Regions from separate parts of the Homo sapiens genome. Here regions 1 and 3 are each linked to region 2. A link is a loop called in an ENCODE intact Hi-C map of the cell type or tissue named here. Cell type or tissue: chondrocyte. All regions are shown on one strand. Region 1 holds the start of TRL-CAA3-1 (tRNA-Leu (anticodon CAA) 3-1). Region 2 holds the start of TRV-AAC1-5 (tRNA-Val (anticodon AAC) 1-5). Region 3 holds the start of TRQ-CTG1-2 (tRNA-Gln (anticodon CTG) 1-2).

What was found. A loop is a pair of places that touch in the nucleus more often than their neighbours do. Peaks named below come from ENCODE experiments on the same cell type or tissue, not always from the same donor. Only the 100,000 strongest peaks of a DNase experiment are listed, where the experiment ranks them.
Region 1: it touches region 2 in a loop (2.8-fold over the local background); 15 of 110 quality-filtered maps call a loop at or near these places.
Region 3: it touches region 2 in a loop (8-fold over the local background); 83 of 110 quality-filtered maps call a loop at or near these places.

What each region holds. Positions count from the first base shown.
Region 1 is chr6:27,600,658-27,608,657 of GRCh38, reverse strand. TRL-CAA3-1 (tRNA-Leu (anticodon CAA) 3-1) reads left to right here and starts at 5,983; the gene lies at 5,983-6,089. TRL-CAA2-1 (tRNA-Leu (anticodon CAA) 2-1) reads left to right here and starts at 2,913; the gene lies at 2,913-3,020. RefSeq lists an enhancer at 6,563-7,063 and a cis regulatory region at 7,967-8,000. In chondrocyte, a CTCF peak has its summit at 3,141; no DNase peak of the experiment used is centred here.
Region 2 is chr6:27,748,113-27,756,112 of GRCh38, reverse strand. It overlaps TRV-AAC1-5 (tRNA-Val (anticodon AAC) 1-5), which reads left to right and starts at 2,641; the gene lies at 2,641-2,713. RefSeq lists a silencer at 2,538-2,677 and enhancers at 3,128-3,217, 3,388-3,447. In chondrocyte, CTCF peaks have their summits at 1,704, 1,912, 3,468 and 3,676 (motif pointing right); a DNase peak (open chromatin) is centred at 2,884.
Region 3 is chr6:27,515,117-27,523,116 of GRCh38, reverse strand. TRQ-CTG1-2 (tRNA-Gln (anticodon CTG) 1-2) reads right to left here and starts at 3,588; the gene lies at 3,517-3,588. RefSeq lists a silencer at 3,506-3,555 and an enhancer at 3,946-4,235. In chondrocyte, CTCF peaks have their summits at 3,897 and 4,122 (motif pointing left); DNase peaks (open chromatin) are centred at 3,929 and 7,823.

The DNA.
Region 1 (8,000 bases), 150 kb after region 2:
ATGGTGGTGCATGCCTGTAGTTCCAGCTACTCAGGAGACTAAGGTGGGAGAACTGCTTGAGCCCAGGAGGGTGAGGCTGCACTGAGCCATGTGCATACCATTGCACTCCAGCCTCGGTGACAGAGCAAGACCCTGTCCCAAAAAATGGAGGGAAGCTGGTGGCTAGAAATAATCTGAAGAATCATTCACTCACATGCCTGGCAGTTGCTGCTGGCTATGGACCGGAGGCCTTAATTTTTCTCCATGTGTTCTGCTCCTATGTCCTAGTTTAGGCCTTCTCAGAGCGCCATGACTGAGTTCTGAGGGCAGATGTCTTGAGAGAAAGCTGGTGGAAGCCTCTACCACGTTTTATGACCTAACATTGGAAGTCTTGGTGTATCACTTCCATCATGGTTACAGGCCTATCCAGATTCAAGGGAAGGGAATGTAGACCCCCACCCCTCAAGGAAATGTGTCAAAATTGTATTAAAATAAGACAACGTGTGATGAGATATGTTGGTGTGGCCATCTTTGGAAAATACCGTCTGTCTCAAGTATTTTTTTATGGCTGAACCCTAACCACTCAGAAGCCCCTATCACTTCAGATTCAATTTCTTCCTAACTTGTAAAGAAAGATTAGAGAAAATAAAATAAATATTAAGGAGGTTTTTAGAAAATATACTGCCCAGAAGTTCATGAAACATTGACTATACTGTGCCTCACAAGAAGCAGTGTATAAAAGACAATTGGATTAAGACATATTTCAGTTGCAATTTCAGATTCACATTACATTTTTATATTATTCACTGTCAGGTATCCCAATTTTTTTTTTTTTTTTTTTGACACGAAGTCTCGCTCTTGCTCCCCAGTCTGGAGTGCAATGGCACGATCTTGGCTCACTGCAACCTCCGCCTCCTGGGTTCAAGCGATTCTCCTGTCTCAGCCTCCCGAGTAGCTGGGATTACAGGTGCGTACCACCATGCCCAGCTAATTTTTTGTATTTTTTAAGTAGAGATGGGGATTCACCATGTTGGCCAGGCTGGTCTTGAACTCCTGACCTCAGGTGATCCACCCACCTCGGCCTCCCAAAGTGCTGGGATTACAGGCGTGAGCCACCCCACCCGGTCTATCTCAAATATTTTTAACCTACATTTAGAGGTTTTCATTTCCACAGAAAATGTATACATAGACTTCAACAGGAATAGGGAACTACTAGTGCAAATATTCAACATGTGCATATATTAAAATATATACTGCCAATTTTGCATATGATTGAATTGCACTTAGTATATAGGAAAAGTATAGTTGCATTGAAAAGATTAAAATCTACAAACAGTAATCCAATTTTAAAAAGAGATGTTTCCCGTTTAATTTTAGAGTAACAGATGAGGAAATTACAAATTTAAAAATGATAACTCTCCAGGCCAGGCGCGGTGGCTCACGCCTGTAATCCCAGCACTTTGGGAGGCCGAGGTGGGCGGATCTCTTGAGACCAGCCTGGCCAACGTGGTGAAGCCCCATCTCTACTAAAAATACAAAAATTAGCAGGGCATGGTGGCAGGCGCCTGTAATCCCAGCTACTCGGGAGGCTGAGGCAAGATAATTGCTTGAACCTGGGAGGCGGAAGTTGCGGTGAGCCGAGGTTGCGCCGCTGCACTCCAGCCTGGGCAATAGAGCGAGATTCTTCAAATTTGTGTACCATCCGTTTAGGCCCTTATAGTTTAATTATAGAAACTCAGTGGCACTCCTTGCTACTAGAATTTTAAATTGTTTCTCTCTTTCACAGTTCAATCCTAGAAAAACCATTGCAACAAGGTTCTTTTTCTTTTTCTTTCTTTTCTTTTTTTTTTTTTTTTGATGATTTCATTTTCACAGTCCTAGAAACGTATTTTTCAGTCATAAAATGTACACTCTTATCTTTAGAAATAACTGTTGCCGGCCGGGCGCGGCGGCTTACCCCTGTAATCCCAGCACTTTGGCAGGCCAAGGCGGGTGGATCACCTGAGGTCAGGAGTTCGAGACCAGCCTGGCCAACATGTTTAAACCCCGTCTCTACTTAAAATACAAAAAATTAGCTGGGCGTGGTGGTACGCACCTGTAATCCCAGCTACTCGGGAGGCTGAGGCAGGAGAATCGCTTGAACCCAGGAGGCGGAGGTTGCAGTGAGCCGAGATCGCGCCATTGCACTCCAGACTGGGGGACAAGAGCGAGACTTCGTCTCAAAAAAGAAATAGCTGTTGCCTCCCACAGTGGGTAATATTTGCAGAAAAGCATCTGAGAGCTCTAGAGAGAGGAGAGACAGGATTATCACTATAGAGCATAGGCGACCCTACAGGGCAGAAGACAGTGATGTTTACTGAACTGTGTAACGAAATGAAACATGTAAGGATGACTTCCGGTGGTGAAATCACAGTTCGGATAGTCTGAGGAGAAGGGGGAATGCCTAGAAATCCATGTACAGAACAGCCCCACTCTGTTGCTATGGCCTCCTCTTGTCCAGAAAAGTTCCCACTGGCCCTGGGGCAGCATCAAGTTGGAGCTACTGCATCAGGACTTAAGTCACAAAGAGCAAAGTGACCCCACAGGGTCAGGGTCGTAAGCAGAGGTCTATGCGAGTCAGGAGGCCTGGGTCAGAGGGAGAGGGCAGGGCCGAGAGCGGGGAGTTACTGGAGGAAGGGGAGAGGTGACGTGGAAACGTCTCCTTCATATCTTGTTCCTCAATTCCCATCTTGGTCTCCAGTACTGTAAGAATTATTCAATTCCGCACTAACAGTTGTATTCTTCTACCTTTCCATTCTGTAATCAGTGAGTTCGGAGCTCCTGTTTAGTCGGGCAAATTCCAGAGAGAACTTTTGCGGCTGGGATTCAGCCAGAAGGCGAGCCGTAAGCCGTGATTACTCATCATGTATAGTTTCAAGGATTTTTGTCACAGTGTCAGGATGGCCGAGTGGTCTAAGGCGCCAGACTCAAGCTTACTGCTTCCTGTGTTCGGGTCTTCTGGTCTCCGTATGGAGGCGTGGGTTCGAATCCCACTTCTGACACAGCCTGATCTTTTGTTTTTCCCTACCAGATTTGTACCGAAAGTTTCGCCAAGGAATGCCACAATAGTTCAGCCGTTTCTACCTCCAAGATTTCCCTCCCCAACCGATGTTCGCCAAACAGGGTCTCGCAAAGAGAGAGGCATCTCTCTTACATCAAACCAATCGACAAAGGAAAACCCCACATTTACAGAATCCTGGGATATTTTCAGTGCCATTTGGACGCAGTCCCGCAGCACTGTTGGAGATCATTTTCTCCTGCGAGAAAGTAAGCAGCGGATTTCCATCTATTGGTCTGTGAATCCGCTAACATAAAAATTAAACAAACAAAAAAAGAAAAGAAAAGAAAAAAGGCACGAGAAAAAGGTCTCCGTTCTCAGAGAGCCCTGTAGGAATGTTCCAGATTCCTGTATATCGTCTGTCTCTCTGAAAGGGGAGTCGGACATTGATCTGACCAGCAACTGTCGTAAACTCACACCGCTCTAGCAACGACGGTAACACCCAGTTCTTTTCCTTAGCCGTTCAACTGATCAGTCAACTGATCAGTGACTAAAATCTTCACTGCTTTTCTGCACACGTAAAATAATCTGTTACAAACTTCTACCAAAAGATTTCCTAGGTTACCTCTAAAACCTAAGAGGAAAGAACCCTCAAGATTATGACACTGCTGAAAACAAGTTTGGGTCATCAATAACAAAAGAAATAATCATCCTGTTAAAAAGAAACTAAGTTTAAAGCTTCTTCTGAGATTGCTTCTCAGAATTATCTGATTTGGATATCCTTTCTGTCTCTTGTTTTTGAAGATAAAAATTGCATTATATGAAGTATACATAGATTGAAATCTTGGGCTGAAAATCAGGGTCTTAGGTTTTTTTTGCAATATTAACATTACCTGGGTTATCCTCCTGTATAACTTTTAAATTATTACCCAGCAATTCCACTTCTAGGAATCCACCTCAGTGAAATTCCAGCTCAGCTCCATGATTGACCTTGCCAAGTACAGTCCTTCTAGCATTTTGAGGTAGCAGATTGTTAGAGGCAACCTAGATGTCCATCAGGTATACTGCCTATGGTTTTCATACTATGCAGCAGCCACAAGTGACCAAGCAGGTGTACATGTAGCAGGATGAGTGGATTTTTCAAACCGTGTTGAGTAAAAGAAAAGAAGTTAGGATTTATTTTTTTTTTTTTTTTTGAGATGGAGTCTTGCTCCCTTGCCCAGGCTGGAGTCCCATGGCGCAATCTCGGCTCACTGCAACCTCCACCTCACGAGTTCACGCCATTCTCCTGCCTCAGCCTCCGGAGTAGCTGGGACTACAAGCACCCACCATCACGCCCGGCTAATTTTTTGTATTTTTAGTAGAGACAGGTTTCACCGTGTTAGCCAGGATGGTCTTGATCTCCTGACCTCGTGATCCGCCCGCCTTGGCCTCCCAAAGTGCTGGGATTACAGGCGTGAGCCACCACGCCCGGCCAGAAGTTAGGATTTAAATCACGCAAATCAACAACGTATTTTTCAAGGATAGTTTATTATAATTTTGTCCGGGCGCGGTGGCTCACGACTGTAATCCCAGCACTTTGGGAGGCCGAGGTGGGAGAATCACTTGAGGTCTGGAGTTCGAGACCAGCCTGGCCAATATAGCGAAACCCCATCTCTACCAAAAACACAAAAATTAGCTGGGCGTGGTGGGACGCGCCTGTAATCCCAACTACTTGAAGGCTGAGGCAGGAGAATCGCTTGAACCTGGGAGGCAGAAGTTGCAGTGAGCCAAGATGGCGCCACTGCGCTCCAGCATAGGAGACAGAGTAAAACTCCATCTCAAACAATAATAATAATAATAATAATAGGCCGGGCGCGGTGGCTCACGCCTGTAGTCCCGCCCCTTTGGGAGGCCTAGACGGGCGGATCACTTGAGGTCAGGAGTTCGAGACCAGCCTGGCCAACGTGGTGAAACCCTGTCTCTTCTAAAAATACAAAAAAAATCAGCCAGGCATGGTAGCGCGCGCCTGTAGTCCCAGCTACTCGGGAGGCTGAGGCACAAGAATCGCTTGAACCCAAGAGGTGGAGGCTGCAACGAGCCGAGATCGCGCCACTGCACTCCAGCCTGGGTGACAGAGTCAGACTCTGTCTCAAAAATAATAATTTTAAATATTTTAGAGAGGGTGCCTGTATGTTGGGAGAGAGGAAAGGGCTGTATGGTGGGCATGACAAAGAAAAACAACATAACAGTAAAGGAAAAAGAGAGAGAGAAAGAGAAAGATTTCATTGACCGATAACAAAAATGAGCCATGGATAGTTTGATTAATTTACCTCTCCAAACCTGACGCCTCTTCTTCCTTTCTTACCCGCCTCCATGATTAATTCCACTTTTTCACTCTTCTCACCTCTGCACATTCACAAGCACCTACCACCCTTTCTTGCTCCAGGAACCTCTTAAAATGATAAAATTATTAATTATTTTTCTCCATTCTCCACCTTCATCTTTTCCAACCATTCTTTTGAATTGGGGCAGTTCATTTTTCTGTTACTGATTTTATTTCTGCTTCAAAGTATTCACAGTGTATTTTGGGCTAGGTGGGGGAACCGGAAAAGTAAAAATAAAAATATTGCATGACTTTTGTTTCTCTCTACAAAGCACCTGCTTAGGACGCTGAATACTGAGCTTTGAGGGTCCCTCTAGCCAGGAAACTGTTACGGAGCCAGATGGTAACTTAGGAAGCACTGTTCTGAGTATTTGCCACTTTCCCTATTGTTTCATTTCTGAATTAACCCGAAAGATAGCAACATAAGGTATTTTGATGATGCTATGTTTAGCATCATTTAGAATAGCACCGGGCAAAATAATAAATACCGTTGTGAAAACCAGGAGCGTACGCCACCCATCCGAGGTCTTTTCCTCCTTTGTCGGAGTCAGCGTCTGCTGACTACGAGTTACATAATGAAACTTAAGGAGTAACAGTGCGTGTCAGGATGGCCGAGTGGTCTAAGGCGCCAGACTCAAGTTGCTACTTCCCAGGTTTGGGGCTTCTGGTCTCCGCATGGAGGCGTGGGTTCGAATCCCACTTCTGACACAGCTATTTTGCCCCTTTAATCCTAGGATTGGGGGACTGGGTGCCGTGGTTTACACCTGTAATCTCAGCACTTTGGGAGGCCAAGACAGGTGGATCACCTGAGGTCAGGAGTTCGAGACCAGCCTGGCCAACATGGCGAAACCCCATTTCTACTAAAAATACAAGAATTAGCTGGGAGTAGTTGTGGGTGCTCGTAATCCCAGTTACTTGAGAGGCTGAGGCAGGAGAATCGCTTAAACCCGGGAGGCGGAGGTTGCAGTGAGCCGAGATCATGCCATTGCACTCCAGCCCAGGCGACCAAGCAAGACTCCCTCTCAAAAAGCCAAGAGGAAAAAAAAAAAAAAAAAAAAAAGCAAAAAACCACTAGGATTAGGGGACTAAGCGGGGAGGATTGTTTGAGCCCAGGAGTTCCACCCCGTCTATAGAAAAAATGAGCGGTGCTTGGTGGCGCGCGCCTGTAGTCCCAGCTACCTGGGTAGGAGAATGGCTTGATCACTTGAGCCCAGGAGCGCGAAGCTTCAGTGAGCTGTATGATCGCGCAACTGCACTCCAGCCAGGGCGACAGCGCGAGATCGTGTCTAAAACAAACAAAAACAGGAGAAAAGGGCTTGAGATGTAGATTTTACCAAAACCATTTTGCAACTACCACCTTTCAGGAGCTTTCCCCAATGCTTCCGACCACATTTTAACTTAACAAGCCCGTGAGTGGGACTTACGTATTCCCTGTATAATTATTTTCAGCATCTTAATGGTTTCTGCGAGGGTATGCGATAGGCTGGAGTATTATTGCACAATCGTCTGGTTTCCTTCCTCAAGGTCAAACCACCACCACCACTTCCCCCCACCCCCTCCCGCCTTTCTTCTTTCCATGTTTCCCCGTTCTTCCTCTCCCTCGCTTATCTAGACCCCCTTTGATTCTTTCTTTGGTGATGGGAGAAGGGATGTGAAGTGAAGGGACAGGATGTAGGTTATTACGGGACGCATGTAAGAGAAATATAAGACCATGATGGATGAACAGAGAGATCTTCGTCTTGATTTAAAACTCTACCGAGTAATATATATATATATATATATATATATATTTTTTTTTTTTTTTTTTTTTTTTTTTTTTTTTTTTACAAATCCCTCGTTTTGTTAAGGTGGGAGACATACATCCAATATTTACTTTCCATTCTGTTCCGTAGTAATGTTTTCAATTACTGCCCCAAATTAGCAGCTTTCAGAAACTTCATTTCCTACAGAAATGAAACAACGAACATACACGCAGAAGACAATCCAAACATACTCGAATGTACTGGCAAACAGCTATTGCAAGATCCTATTTTATGTACCCAACGATCAGGGGTGAATTGTTTTTTGTTGCTGTTGTTTTTGTTTTTGGTCTTCAAATGGAGAACTTCAAATGTTACCGGGAAGTGCAAAGTCCTCCGTTCTTGTTTTTTGGTTAAAAGAATTTAAGCAAGAGACAAACAACAACGAAGATAACACCTTAAGGCAGTTTATTGCAAAAACGAAAGTACACTGAAAGCTGAGTCAGAGCAGGCTTCTTGAAGATGAGACAGCGCCAGCTGGCACTGGGGCAATCCCCTTTTTGGGATTCTTTTTTAATTTTATTTTTATTTTATTTATTTATTTATTTGGAGTGCAGTGGTGCAATCTCGGCTCACTGTAACCTCCGCCTGCCAGGCTCAAGCAATTCTCCTGCCTCAGCCTCCGGAATAGCTGGGACTACTGGAAAGCGCCACCACACACGGCTAATTTTTGTATTTGTAATAGAGACGGGGTTTCACCATCTTGGCCAGGCTAGTCTCCAATTCCTGGCCTTGTGATCCGCCCGCCTCGGCCTCCCAAAGTGCTGGGATTACAGGCGTGAGCCACCGCACCCGGCCGGGAGTCTTATATGTTTATTCA
Region 2 (8,000 bases):
TTTTGGCTCCAAAGATCCCTGCCAGATCTGCCCTGCCAGTTCATAAGGACTAAGAAGATGCCTCCTCTCTATACTACCATCCAAATGCTTCGCAATCTGTACGTCTGTTGCTCCACTTTTTGCTTATGGCATATTGGCTGCTCATGTTCCTCTTTCTTCTCCTTGAGAGTTAGGATTGTGTAATCTTGTCCTGCATGCCTCTGGTACTCCTAGTGACAACATAGGGTCACAATTGTCTGGCACATTGTTTGTAGCTCAATAATTTATTTTTCTTTTTAAAAAAATTTGAAATGGGGATCTCGCAATGTTGCCCAGGCTGTCTCGAACTCATGGCTCAAGTGATCATCCCGCCTAAGCCTCCCAAAGTGCTAGAATTACAGGCATGAGCCACTGTGCCCAGCCAATAATTTATTTTAATTAATATGAAATAAATGTGTTTACAACAATTTTTTTTAAATTAGAGATGGAGTCTCCCTATATTGCCCAGGCTGGAGGGCAGTGGCTTTTCACAGACACAATCATTGCACATGCAACCTCAAACTCCTGGGCTCAAGTGATCTTCCTGATTTACTTCGTCTCCAGAGTAACTAGAACTACAGGTACACCACTATGTCCAGTTTAACAATATTTTTTATCTTTTTTCTTTCTTTTTTTCTTTAACAATATTTTTAATGATCATTGTTGCTGCTAATCTGGTCTTGATTTGTTAATTGGGAAATACAGTCTAATTTGTTAATTGGGAATTACAGTCTTTCTTTCAGTTGTTACCCACAGCATTCCAATTATTCATGATCCAGCTACTACCAGCTCACATGATCTCAAGGTGAGAAGGGGCTCTCTGTTCCTGGCACCCATGGAAGAAAGAATACTAAGTAGAGGAAAAAGTAAGCACAGACTTTCTCCAGACTGGTCTGGCAGCCCAACCACCACCTCTAAGCACAGAGAGTGTGTGGTGTTTATATGCAAAGTGAAGTTATAAGGAGGAATCTGGAAGAAGGCAGCTTGCTTCTAGGTGTGCAGTGAAAGTAGATAGAGGAAGACAGTGAAAAGGGAGAGAAGAACAAAGAAAAGAAAAAAATACACGAGCGTTTTATCCTCCTTTTCTAAATCAAATAGCATTGAACTGTCACATTCCAGAGAAATAATTATTTGTGACATAGAATCCAATCTTGTAACCTTGTACCTGTTCCCCAGTATATCTCATCCTGAAGCTTACCTGCTCTGTAACAAATGCTAATAGTCCCAAGAGCTCAGTCTTACAGGTCCGGGTTCCTAAAAGGGTCATTTTCTGGCACTAGAAAGATGAAGATCAGAACAAGTTGCATGGATAAGATAAGGACACTATGGTAGAATTTTTTTAAAAAAATCAAATCATCTGCTCTCTACTTCTCTATCTACTTGAGGTTTTCTTGCCTGGCATTTGCAAAGAAATTGGGGCTCATGGGTGAATACTTGGATTGCTAAAATGATAAAGTTTGGCTGTTGGTTTTAGTACACTAAAAGTACAAGGGCAAGAAACGTACCACCACTGTGAGAGTTTCTGGGAAGAAAGGGCAGCTTTGAGATTATAGAACCTGGGGCATCTGGAAAAACTGTATTTTTTTTTTCCTGTAGAAGAGACATGGGACCAAAGGCAAGTTTTACTGGTATTGTGGTTATCACATTTGCCCAATACAGTAAAGACCCTTGGTTTGAAACTCAGTAAGATTTATTATTATTATTATTTGAACAGAACTCTTTTGTTTTCTCTCCTGTCCTGGACTTGAAATCGGCTTATCCAAACCCTAGAGACGCTGACACCCCGCATGCTTTCCCCTCCCACCGTTCAGGGCGTTGCCAGCTCCTCCCTCCTGCATGGTCGGCTGGGTTCCACCAGCTCCGCTAGTGTTAACAGGAGGAAGTGTCCCCCTGGTCTGCATCTCCCTGGTGATCTGGTTCTCATCCGAATGCAGACAGCGGAAAGGGAGGGTTTTCCACAAGGAGGTCGGCAAGTATTTCTAGAAAGAAAAGAGCTTCTCTTCTAATTAGAGCACCAAAGACTACGCTACAGTCAGGTGAAGTCATTAGCCAGTTATTTATTATTTTTGTTATGGGAAGCATAATGTTCTACTTTTTATAGAATTCCTTCGAATTGAGTTATCATTGAAGCTACTAGTTGGTTACAACTAAACATTAAAATGTTTATATCTTATAAACATTATATAACATTATATATAATGTTATATAAACATTATATAACATTAAAACATTTATATCTATAAATTTGAAAACTAATCAGTATTTTTTAAAGTATAAAACAATGGGAAGAACATCTAAATACTAGAAATAGGTTTAAAAATTAGTTCATAGATTCATAGATGCATAAATCTTAACAAATTACCTTTCCCAAATTAATTCTATGCCTCTTTGTATAAGTAACTACTGGGAAATATAGTTTATTATACAAAAAAGTACAAACCGATTATTTATCAAATGTTCCTCAACTTAAATTAGGACATCGAGTTTTTATATTATAAATAGTAAATGTGAAAGTGTGTAATTCACCATAATCAAAAAAAAATCGGAGGTGGGGGTGGAGGGAAAGGGGGAGAATTCAGGACTAGTCTTTTAGGTCAAAAAGAAGAAGCTTTGTAACCGTTGGTTTCCGTAGTGTAGTGGTTATCACGTTCGCCTAACACGCGAAAGGTCCCCGGTTCGAAACCGGGCGGAAACAAAGAGAGTCGCTTTTTTTTCTATCGCTAATTCTGTTTTTGAGTATTTTCATTTGAACCAATAGAATCTTTGCTTTTTGCCGAGCACGTGAACCCTCAACTTCTGTACTCCTTCCGTCACCCAGCGACGTGGCGCTGAATCCCGCGTCACACCTTTCTCTACCCCACGCCGAACCCTCACCCTCATCCTCCTTTTCTGATCTCCGTCTGAGTGACCCCGGTGGTGTCAATCCCAATAGGCACCGGAGTCCCAGAACTCCACCCGCCTGCACCTCGCAGGTGAGACAGGCTTTCTTGGAATCCAGAGAGCAGCACTTGCGGGTTTTTCGTGGAGGGGGTTTCCTCGGGGATTTCTAAGGAAGAGCGCTTCGCTTTGAGCCCTTCGGGGAATTGGATTTGCTCTTTTTTTGCTGAAGCACAGAGAGGAAACACTTTTTTTTTTTTTTTTTTTTGAGACAGAGTTTCGCTGTTGTTGCCAGGCTGGAGTGCAGTGGCACGATCTCGGCTCACTGCAACCCCCGCCTCCCGGGTTCAAGCGATTCTCCTCCCTCAGCCTCCCGAGTAGGTGGGATTACCACCACGCTCCGCTAATTTTTGTATTTTTAGTAGAGATGGGGTTTCGCCATGTTGGCCAGGCTTGTCTCGAACTCCTGACCTCAGGTAACCCACCCGCTTCGGCCTCCCACAGTGCTGGGATTACAGGCGTGAGCCTCCGCGCCCGGCCAAAACAAACTTTTTGACAGCTCTTAAACTTTCACCATGGATTGTGCACTTGGACAAGGATATAAAAGTGTGTTTGAATTCGAACCAGTCCAAAGAAAGTCAGCATTTTCTCTTCTGTCCGGTTATCTATTTATTACCTCTCAGCAGCAAAATCACTTTTCCTTGCTCCATAACAATGGAACGGAGCTGGGCCCTTTAAATATTTTCTGTCGCAGTTTAGCTCAATATTAAATTTTGTCAATAGAGGGCGATGGAGAGACATTGCTGGAGGAAATAATCTCTTGGCGTTACTGTGCACAGTGGCCTGGCTCCCACAGCCTGAGCAGTTTACCTAGTAGGAACCTCCTGCAGTGCATGGTGGCCAGCAGTACTTTGGGGGAACCTCCTTTAGAGCATCTCTGGTAACAGACTTCCCCATGAACATTTTTCTTTGGTACTCTAGATGGCACATGACCTGCACCTTCCGCTGGAGCACTTTTTTTCTACCCTCCCAACCTGGATGCAGGTCTGGATCTCAGCCCTGGTGGGGAAGAGAATACTTGCGTGCTCCATCTCAGCCCTCAGCCCTAGGGGTGTTAGCTGCTTCTTATATGGGCCAGCCTGGTCTGGAATCCCTGACCTGAGTTGATCCGCCCACCTCGGCCTCCCAAAGTGCTGGGATTACAGGCATGAGCCACCGCGCGAAGGTGACACATTTCTTTCACTAATATTTACTGAGTGCCTATTATAAACTAGTCTATGTGTTAGACAGTAGGGCTTCATTGGTGAACAAGAACAGACATTGTACCTGCCTTAATAGAACTTACATTCCATTGAGGGAGAAACACATTAATCAAGTTGCCTTACAAACTAATGTAGAACTTGCTACGAGGAGAGATACATTTTGCTATGAGTAATGCAGGTGTCACACACTTAAATGTTTAGGAAAGTCCCTAGAAAATTATTTATTGATTTGGAGTCCAGAGAATGCATTGGAGAAAGGAGAGTTTTCCAAGAATAGGAAATGGCATGTAAAAAGGCCCTGTGGTGGGAGATAACCTTATAAATAAGAGGAATTAATACACTAGGGCCAGTGTAGCTAGCGTACATAAAGCAAAAAAAGGTGTGATTTTAAGTAAGACTAGAGAAGTAGTTAAAGGTCTAGCATGCATGACATTTAAGGCCATTTTAATAATGGCCTCCTCTACCCTTTATCATCTCAGAATATACAGAATCTGAATTATGGTCTAATTTTATCTAAGGGACAGCCTATTACATTTACTTCCAAGAATCTGACAGAATTCATAAAATCAGAAGAATCATGTAAGTCCTTTTGGTCCACTAGGAACAAAAACTACGGTCCTACTGGAATTTCAAGTCTCTGTTGCCCCCTTGGTGTTTTGAGTTTTGTCCTTTTTAACTAAAGTTACAGATGTTAACTGAAGTAAACACTAGAGGTCACAATAATTAAAAGTAGAAAAAATTCCCTGAATTACCTGTCTAGGGAGGTCATAGTCCCCATATACTAGGTCATATACTAGGTCATAGTCCCCATATACTAGGGCTGAGATCCAGACCTGCATCCAGGTTGGGAGGGTAGAAAAAAAGTGCTCCAGCGGAAGGTGCAGGTCGTGTGCCATCTACAGTACCAAAGACAGGTAGTCCCCATATACTACCTGTCTAGGGAGGGAGGTCATAGTCCCCATATGTTAAAAATCAGAAGAAAATCAAATGGCCCTAATAGACCTATTAGGAACATTCCACCCAACAGCAGCAGAACATACATTCTTCTCAAGGGTACACGGAACATTTTCCAGGATAGATCACATTAGGTTACAAAGCATGTCTTTAAAAAATTAAGATCAAAATTACACCAAGTTTCTTTTTCTTCCTTTCTTTTTTTTTTTTTTTTTTTTTGGATACAAGGTCTCGCTCTGTCACCCAGGCTGGAGTGCAGTGGTACAATCTCAGCTCACTGCAACCTCCCAGGTTAAAACAATTCTCATGCTTCAGCCTCTCCAGTAGTTGGGATTACAGATGTGAACCACCACACCCGGCTAATTTTGTTTTTGTTTTGTTTTGTTTTGTTTTTTTTGGAGACAGAGTTTGACTCTTGTTGCCCAGGCTGGAGTGCAACGGCACAATCTCGGCTCACCGCAACCTCTGCCTCCCAGGTTCAAGCAATTCTCCTGCCTCAGCCTCCCAAATTGCTGGGATTACAAGTGCCCGCCACCACGCCCCGCTAATACTGTATTTTTAGTAGAGACAGGGTTTCTCTATGTTGGTCAGGCTAGTCTTGAACTCCCGACCTCAGGTGATCCGCCCGCCTCGGCCTCCCAAAGTGCTGGGATTACAGGCATGAGCCACCGTGCCCGGTTAAACAATCTAATTTTTATACCTCAAAGAAGTAGAAGAACAAATTAAGTCCAAAGTTAGCAGAAGGGACGAAATAATAAAGATTTTTTTTTTTTTTTTTTTTTGAGACAGAGTCATGCTCTGTCACCAGGCTGGAGTGCAGTGGCACGATCTCGGCTCACTGCAACCTCTGCCTCCAGGATTCAAGTAATTCTCCTGTCTCGGCCTCCCGAGTAGCTGGGACTACAGGTGCCCACCAGCACGCCTGGCTAATTTTTGTATTTCTAGTAGAGACCGGGTTTCACTATATTGATCAGGCTGGTCTCCGACTCCTGACCTCAGGTGATCCACCCGCCTAGGCCTCCCAAATTGCTGGGATTACAGGCGTGAGCCACCGCGCCCGGCCTCAAACTCATTTTATGAGGCTAGAAATACCCTGATATCAAAGACAGATACATTACCAAGAAAACTAAAAGCCAGTATCCCTGGTGAACATAGATGCAAAAGTCTTCAACAGAATATTAACAAACTGTATTACTGTATTCAACAGCACATTAAAATAATCATACACCATGAACAAGTGGAATTTATCCTTTGGATGCAAAGATGCTTCACATACAAAAATCAGTTAATTGATGGCATGGCCTTATATAGAGAACACCCTAAAGACTCCATTTTAAAAACTGTCAGTTAAGTTGCAGGATATGAAATCAGCATTAAAAAGCAATTGTGTTTCTATGCACCAACAACAAATTAGCTGAAGAGAAAATTAGGAAGATAATCTCCTAATACAGTGGCACCAAAAATAATAAAATACTTAGTTAAACTTAATTAAGAAAGTGAAACACTTGTGCACTGAAAACCATAAAACATCCATCAAAAAGACACAAACAAATGGAAAGACATCCCACGTGCATAGATTGGAAGACTTAAAGTTTCCATACTACCCAAAGTGATTTACAGATTTAATGCAACCTCTATCAAAATCCCACTGGCATTTGTACAGATACAGAGAAAACAATCCTAAAATTATATGAAACTACAAAGGACCCTGAATCACTAAATAATCTTGAGAAAAAAAACAATAAACCAGGAGGCATTACACTTCTCCAGCCCTCTCTTCTGTTCCATTGGTCTCTATGTTTGTCTTTGTATCAGTATCATACTGGTTTTTTGTTGTTGTTGTTTGGTTTGGTTTGTTGTTTTTGTTGTTGTTGTTGTTGCTGCTACTGCTGCTGCTGTTTAAGACAAGGTCTCAGGCAGGGCTCAGTGGCTCACACCTGTAATTCCAGCACTTTGGGATGCTGACGGGGGTGGATTGCTTGAGCCCAGGAGTTCGAGACCAGACTGGGCAACATGGTAAAATCCCATCTCTACAAAAATTACAGAAAATTAGCCAGGCCTGGTGGCCTGCCCCTGTAGTCTCAGCTACTCGGGAGGCTAAGGTGGGAGGATCGCTTGAGCCCAGGAGGTGGAGGTTGCAGTGAGCAGAGATTGCGCAACTGCATTCCAGGTTGGGCAACAGGGCAAACATAGGAGAAAAGCTTCAGAACATTGGTCTTGGCAATTACTTCATGGATAAGACACCAAAAGCACAGGCAAAAATAGAAAAATTGGACTATTCCAAATGAAGGAGCCGCCACAGCAAAGGAAACAATCGAGTGAATTCTATAGGTTATAGAATGGGAGAAAGTATTTGCAAACCATATACCTGTTAAGGAGTTAATTTCCAAAATGCAGAACTGCTACAACTCAGTAGCAAAACAAACAAACCTCTAACAATCTGATTTAAGAAGGGCTAATAGACATTTATCCAAAGGAGACATGCAAATGAGCAACAATGTTCAATGTCACTAATCATCAAAAAAATGCAAATCAACCTGACAATGAGATTCACATCACACCTGTTAGGATAGCTATTATGAAAAACAAACAAACAAACAAATAACAAAAACAAAAGGCAACATGTGGAAAATTGGAACCCTTGTTTCTACACTGTAGGTGGGAATACAAAATGATACAGTCACTGTAGAAAACAGTATGGTGTTTCCTCCAAAAAATTTAAAATGTGACTACCTTATGATTATGCTGGCTATTTATCCAAAAGAACTGAAATAAGAATCTGAAAGACACATACCACTTCTGTATTCATTGCAACCAATGAATTCACAACTGTCAAGATGTGGAGGCTGGGTGCGCAGTTGTGCACGCCTGTAATCCCAGCACTTTGGG
Region 3 (8,000 bases), 230 kb after region 2:
TTCAGCAGCTGTTCGGGCTCTTTAGGAGACGCTGACTTAGATATGATGGCAGTGGGAAGAAGGGCGTTTAACAGTGCTTCCTCAGCAGTGTCCACAGGCGGAAAAGGCCAGGTTTACTTTTAGTATCTGAATAGTATAGTTGTCTTATTTTATTTATTTATTTTTTAGTACTGTTATTGTTTAGTACAAGAATAAGAATTTTAGCTATTAAGCATAGAGTGAAAATCTTGTGAGCTTTGTTAAGATACTGTCAATCATTGAAATATGAATGGATTTTTACTATTTTAGGGATAAAATGCTTCAATAATTAATAATTTGTGAAAAACTTTATATTTTATGTAATATTAAGAATTAATAAAATTGAAATTAATATAAGGAAGTTAATATAAATATAAGAGTTCTTTAGATTGCTGTATAGGAAGAACATCACATACTTTTATTCTCAACAAATATTATAAATATTTACATTAGAATAAAATGAAGAATAATAAAGTTGTAATTATATCTTAATTCTTCATTTCTAGAATATTTAAAAATACCTTCAAAAACTATTTTCTATATTAGCCTTGAGTCTTTAAACAAAAGTTCTATTTGACAATTTTTTTCATTTTGTCAAAATAACTTAAAAGCAAAATGTCTATTTTGTCACATTAAACTTTCACAAGGGGGAAACGTTCCAAAATTTTGTATTATATCATGACAAATCTTTGTTTATGCAAGTATAACAAAGTCTTTGAAGAAAAGAGGAGATGTTTAGAAGCAATGAAGTCCATCTAAGTTAAAAGTGGGCATCTATTTTTTGGCCCAGCTGTGCTGTAGGGTGACTGAAGAAAAATCTAGTAAATGATATCAATACACAATAATATCAACCTTTGAAATTTTGACTAGTAAAGTTTTGATTATAATACAGTTCTTATAGTAATATATTAATATAAAATATAATACATTAAATATAATGCTAATAATAATTAGTTTTTCAATAAAATTCTTAAATTTTTACATCCTGGCATTTTATTCACAGCAAAGAGGCACTACTGCGTAGCTTTGGCCATGCCCTCAGACAAGTACTAATTTCATAGTCATTCGTTCAGCATTTGCATGAATTATAACTTCAGTAAACAGTTCTAAAAATTATCTTTTATTATGATAAATGACTCCAGTATAATTTGATCCTTATTACAACATCCCATTTTGTGTATTATTGTTATTCATCATTTTAGTTCCATTTTGTTTCTACATCTCAAAATTTAGTAATTATTAACTAATATTTTAACAGATTATTTAACAAATATTAGTTTTGTAGAGACAGGGACTCACCATCTTGCTCAGGCTGGTCACCAACTCCTGGCCTTAAGTGATCCACCCACCTCACCCTCTGAAACTGTGGAAACTACAGGCATGAACCACTGTGCCCGGCCTATTTTAACAGATTCTGTGGCTGAATCATAATGAAAGAGAAAATTGATGGAAAAAGAAAAGTTTAGGAAGAAAAGAAATTATAGATAATCATATTGATGAACATAGTGGTCTAATATGCCTAAGACTTCATATGACTAGGGAGAATTCTCTACCAATGAACTGTGCATCCTCAATGGTTCTGTGATAACTAAATTCCTGCTATGGACTGAATGGACTCAAATGCATATGTGGAAGCCTCTCTCTCTCTGTTTCTCTCTCTCTCTCTCTGTCCCCCCAGTATGTGAGGATAGAGCAAGAGGACAGTAGGCTGCAAATCAAGAAGGGAGGGCTCACCAGACATTGAATCAGCTGGAACCTTGATTTTGGGTTTCCCAGCCTTCAGAATTGTGAGAAATAAATGTTTGTTGTTTAAGTCAACAAACATTATATAGTTATAGTAGTCCAAACTGTCTAAAACAATTTCTTAGGCTTCTATGTAGCTAGGATGGCACGCATGTGCCCTAAGTTTTCCAATCAGATGTATTTCTTCTTTCAGAAGAAACATGTATATAAACAAGGGAGAAAAACTCCAAAATTATGTATTTTATCATGATGCATCTTTATGCAAGTATAATAAAGTCTATGAAGAAATGTTTAGAAGCAAATTAGGTCCATCTAAATTAAAGGTAAGCATCTATTTTCTTGCAACATTTGCCTTGGTAAGGGTAATGAATAGATATCTGCTAAATGCAGGTAGATATTTAAGCTTTTAGAGGCAGTGGTGGCATAAGGCCTAGCAAAGGCATTCCATGCTGGGGAACATAATGCTGCTAGCAGTTAACACTAGAAAATGCATGAGGAATCAGAAGGAATGGGTAGTACAATATAAAAGGGCAAATAATCATTATGTGTGGAAGCATTTGGAAAATGAAAATGACAATTCAAAGTTATAAATTCTCCATTAAATGTATGGTTGCAGAATCAGGAATTTCCTCTGCAGTAAAATAATTTTTAATTTTTGTGACCCAAGAATTGCCATAATTCAAAATCAAATTTATATTATAAACATCTCTTGGTTTCCCATTAATGGAAAGATGAATGAATGAGCTGTGGCATGTTCATATTACACAGCAGCTAACATGAAATCAATGAATGAATGGTAGCTACATACAACAAAAGAGATGATTAATTTTAGCAATATAAGATTAAATGAAAAAAGATTATAACATATAGCCTGATACCCTGTATCCACAATTAAAAGACACAATTTTATAAATACTAATAGATAAAATCAAACTAAGGAAAGCACTTTGGCCTTAATTCTTCAGAGACCCAGTAACTTCTTTGTCTTTCCTTAAGTTGTGACAAATCCAAACATTTACCAGAAAATAAACTAACTTGCAACAAGAGACATTTAGTTTTATGAAGACAAAATAATCACAGAGGCATCCTAGGATACAATTTTAAAGCTCTATCATTCTATGGGACGTATTCAGCATTGACAGCAATTCTGTGTGGCGGGTTAATGTCACAGAAATGACCAACAGAGCACTTAGAAGGTGTATCTGGATATTTACTTACCGTGTTGACAGTGATTGAAGTTACCATGTGAGGATCCAATAGTGTTCAAATACCTAAGAGAGTTTAAGCAATTTTTATTTAAAGTACAGATTTATTTTCACTAATCCTTGTTTCTCAGTGGCAAATGAAACACCTATAAATTCTAGTGATTGCACCTAAAAGGCATTATAAAGCCTCATTCTCTTGGGAAAAAGATACATACAAGAATATTTCTTTTCCCTCAAATCTGTTGAGTCCTTTTTGTCCTCTGAAGTGAATTAACTGCATTTCATAAAGCAATAAATCAAGTAAAAAGTTTAACTCAACTCGAATTATTTTGGGTATTAGAATATCTGTTAGGTGGTGGTGAGGAGGGTAGTAAAATGAAGGAGGTATGAGGGTCTCCTGCTCTGAACATAGAGCAGAGAGTCAGTGGGCCCCGTACAGAGTCCGCGTCATACTTTGGGTTCACATGAACTGGAGATTCCTGCCAATCATATCTAAGAGGGAAATTTATTTTAGAAAGAAAAAAATAGTGAGGAAGCAAGAAGAAACGACAGGTTCCACCGAGATTTGAACTCGGATCGCTGGATTCAGAGTCCAGAGTGCTAACCATTACACCATGGAACCTCGCAATAGCTCGTGTTTTTAACAGGCCTTCCTGAAGGAATATATCTTCATTTCCGAACTCAAGCTGTCTTCCCTTTAAGAACCTAAGTTTCTACCCTAATGTTCGTTATCTGCCGCCATCACACAAGTTCCCTTTTCGTTTCTCACAGGGCTCTTCGTGCAAGATCCAAGAGCAAATCTGTTTCCAGGGGCAGATAAGGTAAGTCCGTGCCTCCCCTGGACTCTTAGCAACAGCCTGCGGGGCTCCCCAGCCTCGGTTCTGCGGCCCTAAGCCGGGCTGCCCCGATACAGGGGGAGAGGGCACCAACCTAGCCGCGCTGACAGATTGCGTTGTTGGAAGAACCGCGAGGCTCGCCGCCTCCCGAGCGTTTGTCCGGCGTTCTTTGCTCCTAACGCTAGGAACACTTTTGAAAGTTCCATTTCGTAACGTATAAATTATGGATGACTTAAATTGAGGCGGCGTGTCAACTAGTCCTGGCACCCGTGGCGTTGCCGAGGGTAAAAAACAAAAAACAGGACACCAAAAGATGCTTTCTGCTTCCCGGGAAGGCTCCACCTCGTGGATACCAAAGAGTAAAGCACTGTTAAAAGCTCGAATATTTGCAAGGCAGGATTTTGTAATTAGTTTCTCACTGATAAAGCTTTAACTTGGTCTTTCTCAATGGGATTAACTGAGAACCTCTCCCAAAATATTCAGCAGTAAAAATTTACTGATACCAAGACCCGGACATGACTTGTCTAGGAGTGTTCATTGCAGGAGATAAAAGCGATCTTATGTTGTCAAACAGAAAGGCTGAGGAAGGAGGCAGAGGGTCTTTAAGAGTAAATAATCTCAGGTGATAGGATCTGAACCTTCCCAACAAGATCACATGAGAGGTATCGGCATCTGCCAAAATTACTTTATTGCTTAGAGACGTCTAGTGTCATGGACAAAAATCCTTCCTGCTTCAATGAGGCGGCACTGTCACTACCAGGTTAAAATGGGTCCCGCCCGTAGGGCCGTGGGCTCTGCGGCAGGAGCTGCAATGGCCGCTGTACAGTGGCAAAGAGAATATCCGTACATATCTCATCCAGTCCATCTTCTCCCAGCCCTATGACTTTCTGATCCACTCACTACCAGAAAGCAAGACAGAATGAAACCCTCTTACCAAACGGGATAACTAAAGGTGGTTTCCAGGAGCCTCGGGAACAAGAAGCATGAGGATCCTAAGCATTTTCAATAAAAATCTAGCCCACTGGAGGCTTTTGAAAAACTGAAGGTCCATGTAACAAATTTAAGATGAGCATTTCTAAGGGCTAGGGCTTGTACCAAGTTCTGTGCTCTCTGAAAAAAAAAATTAAAAATATATGCCTGTAATGGTCAAAGCTGAAACAATTTGAGAAACAATAAATAGAAGACTTCAAACCAATCCCTACAGCTTCCCTGATGTGCAACAAATCTCAGTTTTTCAAGGAATCTCCTGAGCAGAATTCCAGATAACTCCACCCCTTCATTGTGGGCTCTGCATAGTGATTGCTCTACAGAATACAGTATGAAAAAGGGTGGGAAAGTAAGCAGTGAATAAATCCCAAAAGCATTACACCAGCAGTGATAAGCCATGTTGATAGTATATTGTCTTGATATAACGTGATAAAAATGGCGCTTTAGGTCAAGCATGGTGGTTTATTCCTGTAATCCCAGCACTTTGGGAGGCCGAGGCAGGTGGATCACTTGAGGCAAGGAGTTCGAGACCAGCCTGGCCAACATGGTGAAACCCTGTCTCCACTAAAAATACAAAAATTAGCCAGGCGTGGTGGCAGATGCCTGTAGTCCCAGCTGCTCATGAGGCTGAGGCAGGAGAATCGCTTGAACCCGGGAGGCGGAGGTTGCAGAGAGCCGAGATGGTGCCACTGCATTCCAGCCTGCGTGACAGAGGGAGACCCTGTCTCAAAACAAACAAACAAACAAACAAAAACCCTCCACTTTACCTCTGCGGTCTTGCTCCCTCGAACCCCTAACTCCGATCTAATGATGAGAAAAATATCAGACAAATCCTAGTTGAAGGACATTCTACAAAATGCCTGCTCAACACTCTTCAAAACTGTCAAGATCATCAAAATCAAGGAAAGTCTAAGAACTACCACAGCCAAGAGAGCTTAGGGAGTCATGATGACTAAAAATAACATGGAATTCTGAATAGGATCCTGGAACAGAGAAAGGAAATTAGGTAAAAATGAAGGAAATCTAACATATTCATTTTAGTTAATAATAATGTATACATATTTGTTAATTGTTTGTAACAAACGTACCATACCAATGTAAGATTTTAATAATAAGGAAAACTGAGTGTGGGGATATATGGGAACTCTCCTTTATATCTTCCCAATTAAATGGAAACTATTGCTCACGGGAATAAGAACAAAAATGTGACCAAATGAAGTTACTTCTTCAAAATGAATTCAGAACTCTGGCTTGCAATGTGCATTGGTACAATTCTCTCCTGTTTTTGCTTAATGAGCCACATATCAGACCTAGTGGTACAGCTTGCACAGCCTACAACTGACCTGAGAGTATACGGACTTGAAAATAGGAAGGACAAATTTTTGTGCCACACCCACTGCTGCCCTTAGTGCTGTGGACACAGAATTGAGCAGGACACTAAGCACTGGCCCTGCCTGTGGAGATTTCAGTTTGTAGTGATGAGATATTGGCTAAAAACAGTGAATAAAGTAACACCCACACAGAGAAAGTTAGGGAAAACTGCAGGTGACTGGAAGCTAACAGCCTAGATAAACTGAGAAGCTGAAATAAGCTGGATATTTGAGTTTAGGCAGGGATTGAAGATGGTATTTAGAAGACGGTGTTGGCCCAAACCTTTTCACATATTGTGAGATACAAGATAAGGGCGTAGTCTGTGGACTGGTTGTCTGGGTGGCCATACCATAGTGGAAGTAAAAGAAGAGCTGAGAAAAAGTTGAAGGATAGGCTGAGACCATAGATCAGGCCAGGGCTTCAAGGTTGTTTGTTTTAGGAGCACAAGTATCTGCTTTGAACTGTAAACATCAGGGAGCAACAGAAGTGACTTTGAGGAACTTAGGAGATTCTCATTGTCCTTTTGCCCTCAGTATAACTGAACATTTCTTTGTTCCCTGCCATGCTGAAGTTGGTTCTGCACCAGGAGCTACTGGTACCAGTCTTTGGGAATTGGTTTGGGAATTGTCTTCATGTTTGCTCATAGTCATTTTATTTATTTCCCAAAAAACAAAAAGCTGATGGAAAATTCCTCTCCCTCAAATTCCCAATGTCAAGAAGTTAGTAGAGCAAAGATTTGTACAATATTTTTTTGCTCTGGACTCCAGATCATATTGAATAAAATCTAGGAAATCCCTTTCTCAGAAAGATGCCCCTAGATACACACATATACCATTTTGAAAACTATCTCAAGGTGTTCGTGAAACACTTGAGGTCCATGGATCTCAGGCTAAGAATCCTCTGCATTTGATATTCCTCTCTATGTCATCTAGCATAATTTATAACTAATAAAAAATGAATTCTATAAGCAGAAATTAAGCATCATACTACTGAAGTAAAATTGTCTTTTAATTGTGCATGAACATTTAATTAATCTTGGTCTTGTAAATTAGGTCACAGGTGCACCCAAAACAAGCCAAAATACTAGTTAAACCAGTTCTCAGAGGGCTCTTCGGGTGTATATTCCTGACAGAGCAGTTTGGGGATACTTGATGCAGACATAAGTAGGTCAGACAGTGGAGAAGAACAGGCGCATATTTATCACAGGGTTATTGGACCTCTACTGAGATAATTTGTTATTGAGAATTGTACTGGTTTCTGTTTAGTGCTGATTCTATCCTGTTCAAACAAGGAAAGTATAAACTTCAAAATTGCATTATATACATTTATTCATTAAGGACTAATTCTCAAACTTTGAACATCAGAGAGGCAGTCTCTTCCAGGTGCAACCCTCATGACTATACTATAGCTGATTTTGGACCCCATTCTCCCAAATTACTTCTTATGTAATTATTATCATTATAATAAATGTGCACAATACATTATTTTATAAGCCAAATGGATTGGCAAGATGTTTTTGTTTTGTTTTGTTTTGTTTTGTTTTCTATCAAAACACAAAGAAGCAGGGGACTGGACGTGTCAGGGCTGACTCGCGGGCTGTGTAGGGCTCAGAGGGCCAGGGGACCCGGGTCTGGTGGATGGGAGGGCGCGGTCCTGGGGCCTTGGCGGCCGAGAGTGGGAGATGGCGGCGCGATGGAGCAGCGAGAACGTAGTGGTAGAGTTTCGTGACTCCCAGGCAACTGCGATGTCTGTGACTGTCTTGGGCAACATGCAGTGCTTTCTGGCGGCAGATTCTTATACATCGTCAATCTCGATGTCGCTTTCGAAGGTCACCGAAAGA